Regions from separate parts of the Homo sapiens genome. Here region 2 is linked to region 1. The links are chromatin loops, found by intact Hi-C in ENCODE. Cell type or tissue: ovary. All regions are shown on one strand. Each heading gives the region's core, and the rest is flanking DNA. Links, peaks and the distances in the headings are about the cores only. Region 1 overlaps ATAD2B (ATPase family AAA domain containing 2B). Region 2 overlaps KLHL29 (kelch like family member 29).

Region 1 (4,395 bases), core at 305-4,304:
AAAAGAAAAGAAAAGAAAATATTTCTCTTTCAAAGTGATTTTTTTCATCTTTAGCTTGCTTGATACAGTCAAATAAAAACTTCAAAAAAGAGAATTTTCTAAACAGTATAGCATAAACTAAAAAGGCAAGGTTCACACATTTCCCAATCTTCCAGATTCCTTCTCCCCAAGCCAAAGCAACCATATTAACAGTTTTTGAGAATACTTGCTTTTTTCACTAATGTCACCTGCATTTTTCAGCCCATGTAAATCTATCTCATTCATGTTAATGGCTAGACAGTACTCCTTTGTATGTCAAGATACACCATAACTAATTTTAGCTGGTCCCACGTGAAGGGATATTCAGTTTGTTTGCCTTTATGTTTCGTGTGGCAATTACACACGACACAGTGACAAATATCCTTGTTCATTTAGCAATGAATACTTGTAGCTAACGTATCTTTAGGAAAAATTCCTAAACATAGAATTCCTGGGTCAAAAGGTATATGTATTTGAAATGTTATTTTCTTTTCTCACACTACACCAATGTGGTACTTGAAATTTTAAAAGATGGTGCCAAATTACACTCCAAAAACATCAAATAAATTTACATTTCCACTAAGTCTAAGCAGTCCACATCTCCAAATGGCATTATCAAGCTTTAAAAAAAAAAAAACAAATCTGATACTTTATTTTCACTTAAGTGAAGCTTAGAATCTTTTCACATTTTTATTGGTTACTTTTTATTTTCCCCCATAAATAGCATGTTTCTATTTTGCCAATTTTTATATTAGATTGCTATTCTTTCTTCTTACTGATTTTAAGGTATTTGCCCATATTTAGAAAACTTGTTCTCAACATATCTGCTACAAATATACTTTTTCCCAGACTATATCTATTAATTTAATCTAAAGAATGCTTTTTGCCATGTGCAATTTAAAATTTTATATAATCAAATTCCTTCATATCTTTATGTTTTCTAGTTTTTGTGCATTGCTTAGAAATTACTTTCACACATAAGATAATAAATATACTGACCTTGTGAATTTTTCCAGTACTTTTATAGTTCCACTGCCCATGTAGAGTTTATTTTGGGCTACAGAAAAAAGTAGGAAATCCCAGTTTTATTTGTTTTGCTTTTTCCCCTACTGGAGGAGCTTGCCAGTTTTCCAAGACCATTTGGTAAATAATCCATTTCTTCCATCTACTGATATGAAATGTCATCGCCATTGTGGTCATAACCATCAAATTCTACTTCTACACAAGTCTAAGCATGAATAGTCTCTTCTGTTCTATTACTTTGTCTACTCTTGCACAGGCATACTTTCTTTATTACTGTAACTCTATTACACCCTTACAATTTTGGTAGGGCGCCCTAATGACACTTTTTCCTCTAGAATTCTCCTTGCTACTCTCATATTTATTTTCTAGAAGAAACAGAACTCTTTTTTTTTAACTTCTCCCCCTAAGTTTTGAGGAGATTATAATTAGAACTGTACTTAATTTATACATTAATTTAGGAAAAAACCTCACAGCCTTTGAATTTAAAGTCTTACCATTCATTAGCTGTAAGCAGTAGCAGTGGCAGCAATGGTAGTAGTAATAAGCACGATTATAACTAACTTTCATTGAGGACTATATGTCAAGCCTATTTGATAACCTCATGGTGTCATCTCCATTTCACAGATGAGAAAATTAAGGCTCAGAGTGTTAAGCAACTTGCCCAAGTCACAACCACAACTGAGATTTTAATCTGCATAATTTGACTTGAGTCTACATTCTGAACTAAAGAAATTTAGCACAGTAATTACAAACAAAGTGTGCTTCTTCCTCTAAAGCTCCACATATTAACACAACATTATCATTAGTATGAAGTCACCATAAGTATTCTAGCCAGGCATGGCTCTCTCTATGCAGATGACACTGTGAAGTATTCACTGAGATATGCCCATCCCAAATCCCCAGACTTTCTTGTTCCTATATAGTGGTTCACTCCCAATGCAGAGATCTGGAGCAATGATCAGATCATGGGAGCTGAGAGTAAGAGGTGATGAGAATATTGACATTTAATTGATATCTAAAGCAGAAAAAACATCTAAGCTTTGCTATTTACTAATATAAAGATTAATAGTAGTGTGTACACACACATGCACACACATACACACACTAGAAAGTACATTCACATATGGAGTTGAACGCTCAACAGATTTTTAACTGCCCAATCAAATACATTTGAAATTTATCTATGTAGAACATTCCAAACCTCTTGCCTCAAAAGAGTTGATCAGAAGACTGAAGATAACAAACAAAATTCTTCGCTTTTGGTTTACAACATAAGCTCCTGAGATCTCAAGGTAGAGATTTTAGTTTCAGACAACCAAATTTTGAAGTCTACAAGCTTGGTTTGAGACCCAAATGCCAAATCTCTGAAGATACTTCTTTGGGAGGCCAAGGCGGGCAGATCACGAAGTCAGGAGATCAAGGCCATCCTGGCTAACATGGTGACACACCGTCTCTACTAAAAATACAAAAAATTAGCTGGGCATGGTGGCACGCACCTGTAGTCCCAGCTACTTGGGAGGCTGACGCAGGAGAATCGCTTGAACCCAGGAGGCGGAGGTTGCAGTGAGCTGAGATTGCGCCACTGCACTCCAGCCTGGGCAACAGAGCGTGACTCCATCTTAAAAAAAAAAAAAATATATATATATATATAATAAAATATAAAATATATACATTTTATATATAAAAAATAAATGTATATAATAAAATATATAAATATAAATATATAAATATATTTATAATATATATAAATATATAAATATTTATAATATATATATTATAAATATATTTATATATAAATTTAGCACAGTAATTTATATATATTATTTATTTATTATATATGTAATTTATTTATATATAAGTAACTATAAATTATAATATATAAGTAATTATATATATAATTATATATATAAGTAATTATATATATAATTATTATATATAAGTGATTACTTATATTATATGTTATTTATATATAAGTGATATATATTTATATATATATTTATATTTATATAAAAATATATATATATATAAAGTAAATATATATATTTACTTTAGGGATATGGGAAGAATACATGAGACTAGCCCAGCTCTGGCCTCCTTAATAAAGATGGCTTCTTCCCCCAGCCAAGAAGATTGATGATACTATGAAAGGCAGAGAGCATTCCTGGTGGGAGACTTCTCTGGCCTTTGGGTTTGGAAACAAACAAATAAGGTATGTCTTTCATATATTCAACTGTCCCCCTCAGCAACTTTTAGTTTTCTTCTCATAGTCCCTTCATATTGTTTCTGCTAATTCCTACGTAAACTTAGTTGCTATTTCAATTGGGACCTCTTCTTCCATTATATTTCTAACTTATTATAGTATTTATAAGAGAAAACTATCATTTTAAAACACTAACTTTGAAAGTGTCCACCTTATGGAATTTCTTTATTGTCTTACATCATTTTTTAGTTGACACTGTAAGTTTTCCATATAATTAATCACATCATAGGCAAATACTTACAAATTCAGTGTATCCTTTCCAATACTTAGATCTCTCAATGTCTAACTGAATTAATCTTGCATGCTTTAGTAATGTTATATTATTCTTTTGATGTGCTACTAGATTTCATTTGTAATAGTTTCTTTATGAACATTGCTGAAATGAGATTGGTCTACAGTTTTATTTTGTATTTCCCTGAAAGATGTGATATTGTTGATTTTGCCAATTTCACAGCTTTCCTCCTATTCCTATGCTGTTGGAACAGTGTGACTAGCATCAAAATGATCTTATCCTTTAAGATTAAAATAATTCACCTGTGAAACCATCTATGTTTAGTGGTTTTAAGATACTTGCTGAATTTCTTCTTCCACAGTGATTGTTTAGATTCTCTCTTCTCTGGGGTCAATTTTGTTGATTTATATTTTTCTACTAAATCATTTGTATTTATTTTAAATGGTACTGAGTAATTCTTTTACTTGCATACAACCTGCAGTAATTTTGTCTAAAAAGAAAAATATGAGCAAACATATAAATCAACATTATTGGAAAACACACCCAGGATGAGTTAAATGTGTCAAACTGGGAGCAAAATACTGGTAGATAGCATTTAATTCAAGGGTTTTGGAAAGAAACCTTTAAATAGGGCTTTAAAAGTGATGAAGTGCTGGTAGGGTGTTCATATCCAGAGAACTGTGAGTAAAAGAGAAACTAAATCAATACTACTATGAACTGTTTAAAAAATGCATATTTCTTGCTACAATGTAGGAAATGGCTTTCAGTTAGATAATTACAGTATATGTGTTAAGTATTCGGAAAATGTAACTGGGAAAAAAACAACAAAATTGTGTGAAATGTTTTAAGTGTTACTACTCCA
Region 2 (4,343 bases), core at 1-4,000, 140 kb before region 1:
AGGCTCTGCTTTTGAGAGCTTTCCTGAGGAGTGAGAGCTTTTCGGAGTGGGGAGCAAGTCCATGACTGCCCCCACCCCAGCACCTACCTTTGCACCCCTGTCGAACAGGTGCACCACATTGGAGGATGCTGCTCAGAGCAATGTTGCAGACCTTGCTAACGGGAGACAGAACAGTCATACCTCGGCCTGCAGAAGTCCAGGGAGGAGGGAAGTGGTTTCAGAAGTTCCAGGGGCAGAGGGGAACAGATAGGAGCTGAGGGGGCAGCTTCTGGTGGCAGCCGAGGTGGCCAAGCCCACTCCTCTCCTGGATCCACCTTTGCCGGGACAGGCGGGGTTCTTCCTGGAACCTCAGGGAGCCCCAGAGCTTGGTTTGCAGACCCTCCTGATCCCCCAGGCCAGCCAGGCCTGGCTGCAGCCCCCACTCACCCAGACCCTCAGAGGTGCATGGTCCCCACTGCTGCTCCATCAAGGCCCCGCAGGGCCACCCTCAGTCCCTTCCCCTCACCTCCACCCTCCAGAGGCAGCACCCACCCCGAGAGGGAGCCAGCCTGGGCCTCCACAGCAGAGTGTGGGAGCCCAGAGAGCCCGGAAGTGGCACAGCAGGGGCAGCGTTATTCATCACCGAGGCTGAGCTGAGCAGGAAGGCTGTGGCCCATGGTGGGCCGAGCAGCACCTTCCTCATCCCTGGGCCGGGGGCTGTGGAGTCTAGGAGGACCTGGTCCTGTGTGACCACAGGGGACCGCAGACTCAGCTGATGACGACCCCCACGCGGCCAGGCTTCAGCATCTCAGTGCCCCCAGGCCAGGAAGGCGTCTCTCTTCCCATTTGGTCAGGGTCATTCACTCAGCCAGCAGACACCTCTCTGCCCCTGCTGGGTGCTCAGTGCTGGGAGTCCCTGTCCATGAGCCACCCCTGGTCCAGAGAGAAGTAAACAGACTCAGCAGAGTGCTGAGCCAAGTGTGATGGGACCACAGAGTGGCAGCTGATCTTACCGAATGGGTAGATGTTTTCTGAACGAGGGCGAAGGAATTCCCTGGCAGAGGGAATAGCCTAGGTGCCACCCTCCTCTTCCAGGCTCCCACGCAGCCTCCGTTTCCCTTCCACACAGTCCTGCCCCACAGAGTAGATAACTGTACATGCAGAGAAGACTCCCTAGGGCAGAAAGCCAGATTGTTGCATCACTTCTGCCCCCTGCACAGGGCCCGGCACACAGTGGGGGCTCCCTGAGTGCTGGGTACCCCGTGAGCAGCACCCGTGGCCCGTGCTGGACACAGCCTGTTGGGGAGACTGGTCCTTCTCAGCGTTTGTGTTCACGTAGGGGATGGTCCCCCCTCTGTGTGGCTGCCCTGCCACCCCCAGTCAGCCTCTGAGCACAGTGGCCGGTGCCCAGCTCATTTAGAGCTGAGGCCCCCAGAACCCAGGGCTGCAGCCGAGTACACAGGCCTGGCCCCGCCAGCGCAGGACAGCAACTCTTGGGTAACTGTGTCCATTGGATTTGTAAAAACAGGGCCGTGGTATTATCACAGAATCTGGTAGGTTCTGCTTCCAAGAAAAACAGACTGTCAAGTTAAATACATGTGGGTAGGGACCCAAGCAGAGAGGGGTGTCAGTAAAGCCAGAAGCTCAGCTGAAATGGTAGGGACCCATGAAAAGTCCCATGCAGGGAGAATTGAGCCAGAAGGCCCCAGAGCATGGGCCGTGTGCCCAGTTAGGCCTCTCCTTCCTGCATCTGGGTTCTCAGGCGTGTAGATCGTCACGTGGAGCCCAGTGAGTGCCAGAGGCTGCACAGGGCTCTGGGAATATCGGGGGAGGGAAAGGCGGCGGCTCCACCTACCTGAGCTCGCGGGCTAACTGGAAGACAGGATTCAGCAGGCAAAGATCACACACCCAGGAGGAGGGATTGGCCTGGGACGCAGGGAGACCAGGCACAACCTGGGGGTTGGGAGGACGGGGGTGTCAGTACAGCCCACCTGTTGGTCCTTTCTGGGACCTCATGAGACCAGGCCGGGTGCCTCCTCACAAGCTGGGGCACGACTGGACTCGCCGACCGGTGTGATGGGCAGGGGGGTGTGCTGGGCACCGTGCCTGCTACACAGGGGCACCGAAGCAGTGTTCCACCCTTGGCAGGATGAGGGGCTGACTCCCAACTGTTGCATGGTCCCCCCAACCCCCAGGCCTGACATAGGCCTCCTAAGGCAGACCTGACTCCCTGACTCTGTGCCAGGGCCTGCGGCGGGGGGCTGATCACCTGGAGGGCACAATTCCACTTTTCTTCTTTCATGCCTATTAAGATTTTCTAATATTCCTCTAATGATGTGGAGATTAATTGTATAATTTTAAAAGATCGTTAGAAATATGAAAAACTAGAAATGACTCTTGGGCTTTTACCTCCCCTGAAATGGCAGGAGGCAGACATGTTGCCCTAAACTGACCCGGGCCAGGTTGGGCAGGAGGGGTGGGCCCAGAGAACCAGGGGCAGACCTGGTTCTTCCAGGGTCTTCCTCCTGGAAGACCATGAAGGGCACAGAGTGGGCAGAGAAGGGAGGGGTCTCTACACACATGCACGCGCTCTCTCTCTCTCTCTCTCTCTCTCTCTCTCTCTCTCTCTCTCTCTCTCTCTCTCTCTCTCTCCCTCCCTCCCTCCCTCCCTCCCCCCCCCCACCTCCTCCCTTCCCTCCTAACCTCACATCCTCCCAGCTGTGACTCCTCCCTGGATGGGATTCGCAGTGTTCTGAGCTGTCATTAGCTCCTGGCATCTGGGGTTTCCATTTCATTTCCCTCTTTACCTAGGTAACTAAACTGATTGTACTCCTGGCTCTGGTTCACTAATTCTTGCAAATCCTTTAAAACTATTTATTTATTTGCTGGAACTGTGGCTCTCAGAATTCTTGGGAAGTAATGGCTTTTACTGGAGCAGGAGGAGGAGACTCGTGTTCTCCCATCTCCTTGTGGCTCTCTGCTGCCTGCCCCATGCCCAGTTCTCTCTGCGTCTCTTTCCACTCCTTCTCTGAGCCGGCCCGTCACCTGCTGCAGGTGGCTGACTTTCCCAAAGCCGTAGCTGACCAGATCTTGGAAAGATTAGGTCTCCAGGAAGAACACAACAAAGCGAGGTTTCATGAGCACATAGGAATTTAGGCTTTGGGTTTGCATCTGTGGCTGTTGGGCTCCTCATCCCTTATGGAGGAATACCATTTCCTCGTCCAGGTGCCTGTGACCCTTCTATTTCCAAAGCACACCGTTCCTGTGGGTCTGCAGCTTTGGAAGCAGAAGCCCTGAGGCTGCTCACTCGGCCTTTTCCCAGCCAGCCCCTCCCTACACCCCACAACAGCTGTCCACCCAGCTCCCTAGGACCCCCAGTGGAGGCCAGCCAGCCGGGGCCTCCGAATGGAAAGAGAGTAGGAGGTGGTCTCATGAGTAGATGCAGAGCCAGCCACTTCTGGAACCTAGGGCTGCCCACTGGCTGGGGATGGAGGGCAGCGGGCTCCCAGGGGAGACTGCGCCCATGTAGGACGCCAGGGGGACTGTCTCTGTGACGGGCCTGGCTGCACTGCCTCCATTCCTGCCCCAATTCCCAGCCTCATTCCCCAACCTCCAATACATACCTTTCTGCTTCGCTGACAGAGCTGGGTCCTGTGGTTGGCATCCCAGGCCCTGACTGGGACAGACACATGGATATGTCAGGCCTATGATAAATGCGACTTATGGCAGAGCCTGCCCAGGCCCTGGGGGAGCATAGCTTTGCAAGTTCATCACGGCCACCATGGCCATCACTGTCTTTGCATTCCTTCCTGGAACTTTGAAGTCCAGGGCCAGAGCACCCAACCGGCCAAGTCCAGGCCTCATGGCCACACACCAGCTACCAGGGAGCTACCTCCCCTGGGCCCCCACAGTGACATGGCCCAGATCCCCCCATCTTGGGATTGTCCCCAGTAGGAAGGGGTTCCAGTGCTGAGCAGCCAAACTCACCTCCGTCCACTCCAGTGGCTCCTTCCCCATCAGACTTGAGCTCCTTGGGGACAGAAAGTGGTTTCCTCTTCATGGTCCAGGCCTGGCATGAAGGAGGCCTGTAAATATGCACCGAGGTGCTGAGCTAGTCGATTCAGAGTGACATGCCCCCCTCATATGTGTCTGGTTCTCCACTGGAGACAGCCAGCAGTCGCTCCACAGCCCTGCACTTCCTGGCCCCACTCCCGGCCCCTCAGCCCTGGCCACCCACCCCTCCTTCCTCATAAGGCCTCTAGCACCACAGCTGACCATCCCTGCAGCTCTCTCATCCAGCTCCTCACTGTGGGCACCTATGTCCACACTGAGCTGCGTGCTCCCCTGGGACAGGAGCTGTCTTG

Evidence for each region. Peaks named below come from ENCODE experiments on the same cell type or tissue, not always from the same donor. Only the 100,000 strongest peaks of a DNase experiment are listed, where the experiment ranks them.
Region 2: a loop joins it to region 1, with 6 times the contacts of the local background. A loop is called at or near these places in 1 of 110 quality-filtered maps.

What each region holds. Positions count from the first base shown.
Region 1 is chr2:23,805,154-23,809,548 of GRCh38, forward strand. The region is part of intron 18 of ATAD2B (ATPase family AAA domain containing 2B); the gene reads right to left. Among named protein-coding and RNA genes, the nearest start is that of ATAD2B, 120 kb to the right of the region's middle. In ovary, for the core only: no CTCF peak of the experiment used is centred there; no DNase peak of the experiment used is centred there.
Region 2 is chr2:23,668,350-23,672,692 of GRCh38, forward strand. The region is part of intron 5 of KLHL29 (kelch like family member 29); the gene reads left to right. Among named protein-coding and RNA genes, the nearest start is that of ATAD2B, 260 kb to the right of the region's middle. RefSeq lists enhancers at 65-682, 683-1,299, 3,578-4,077. In ovary, for the core only: no CTCF peak of the experiment used is centred there; a DNase peak (open chromatin) is centred at 1,772; H3K27ac peaks cover 1,494 bases.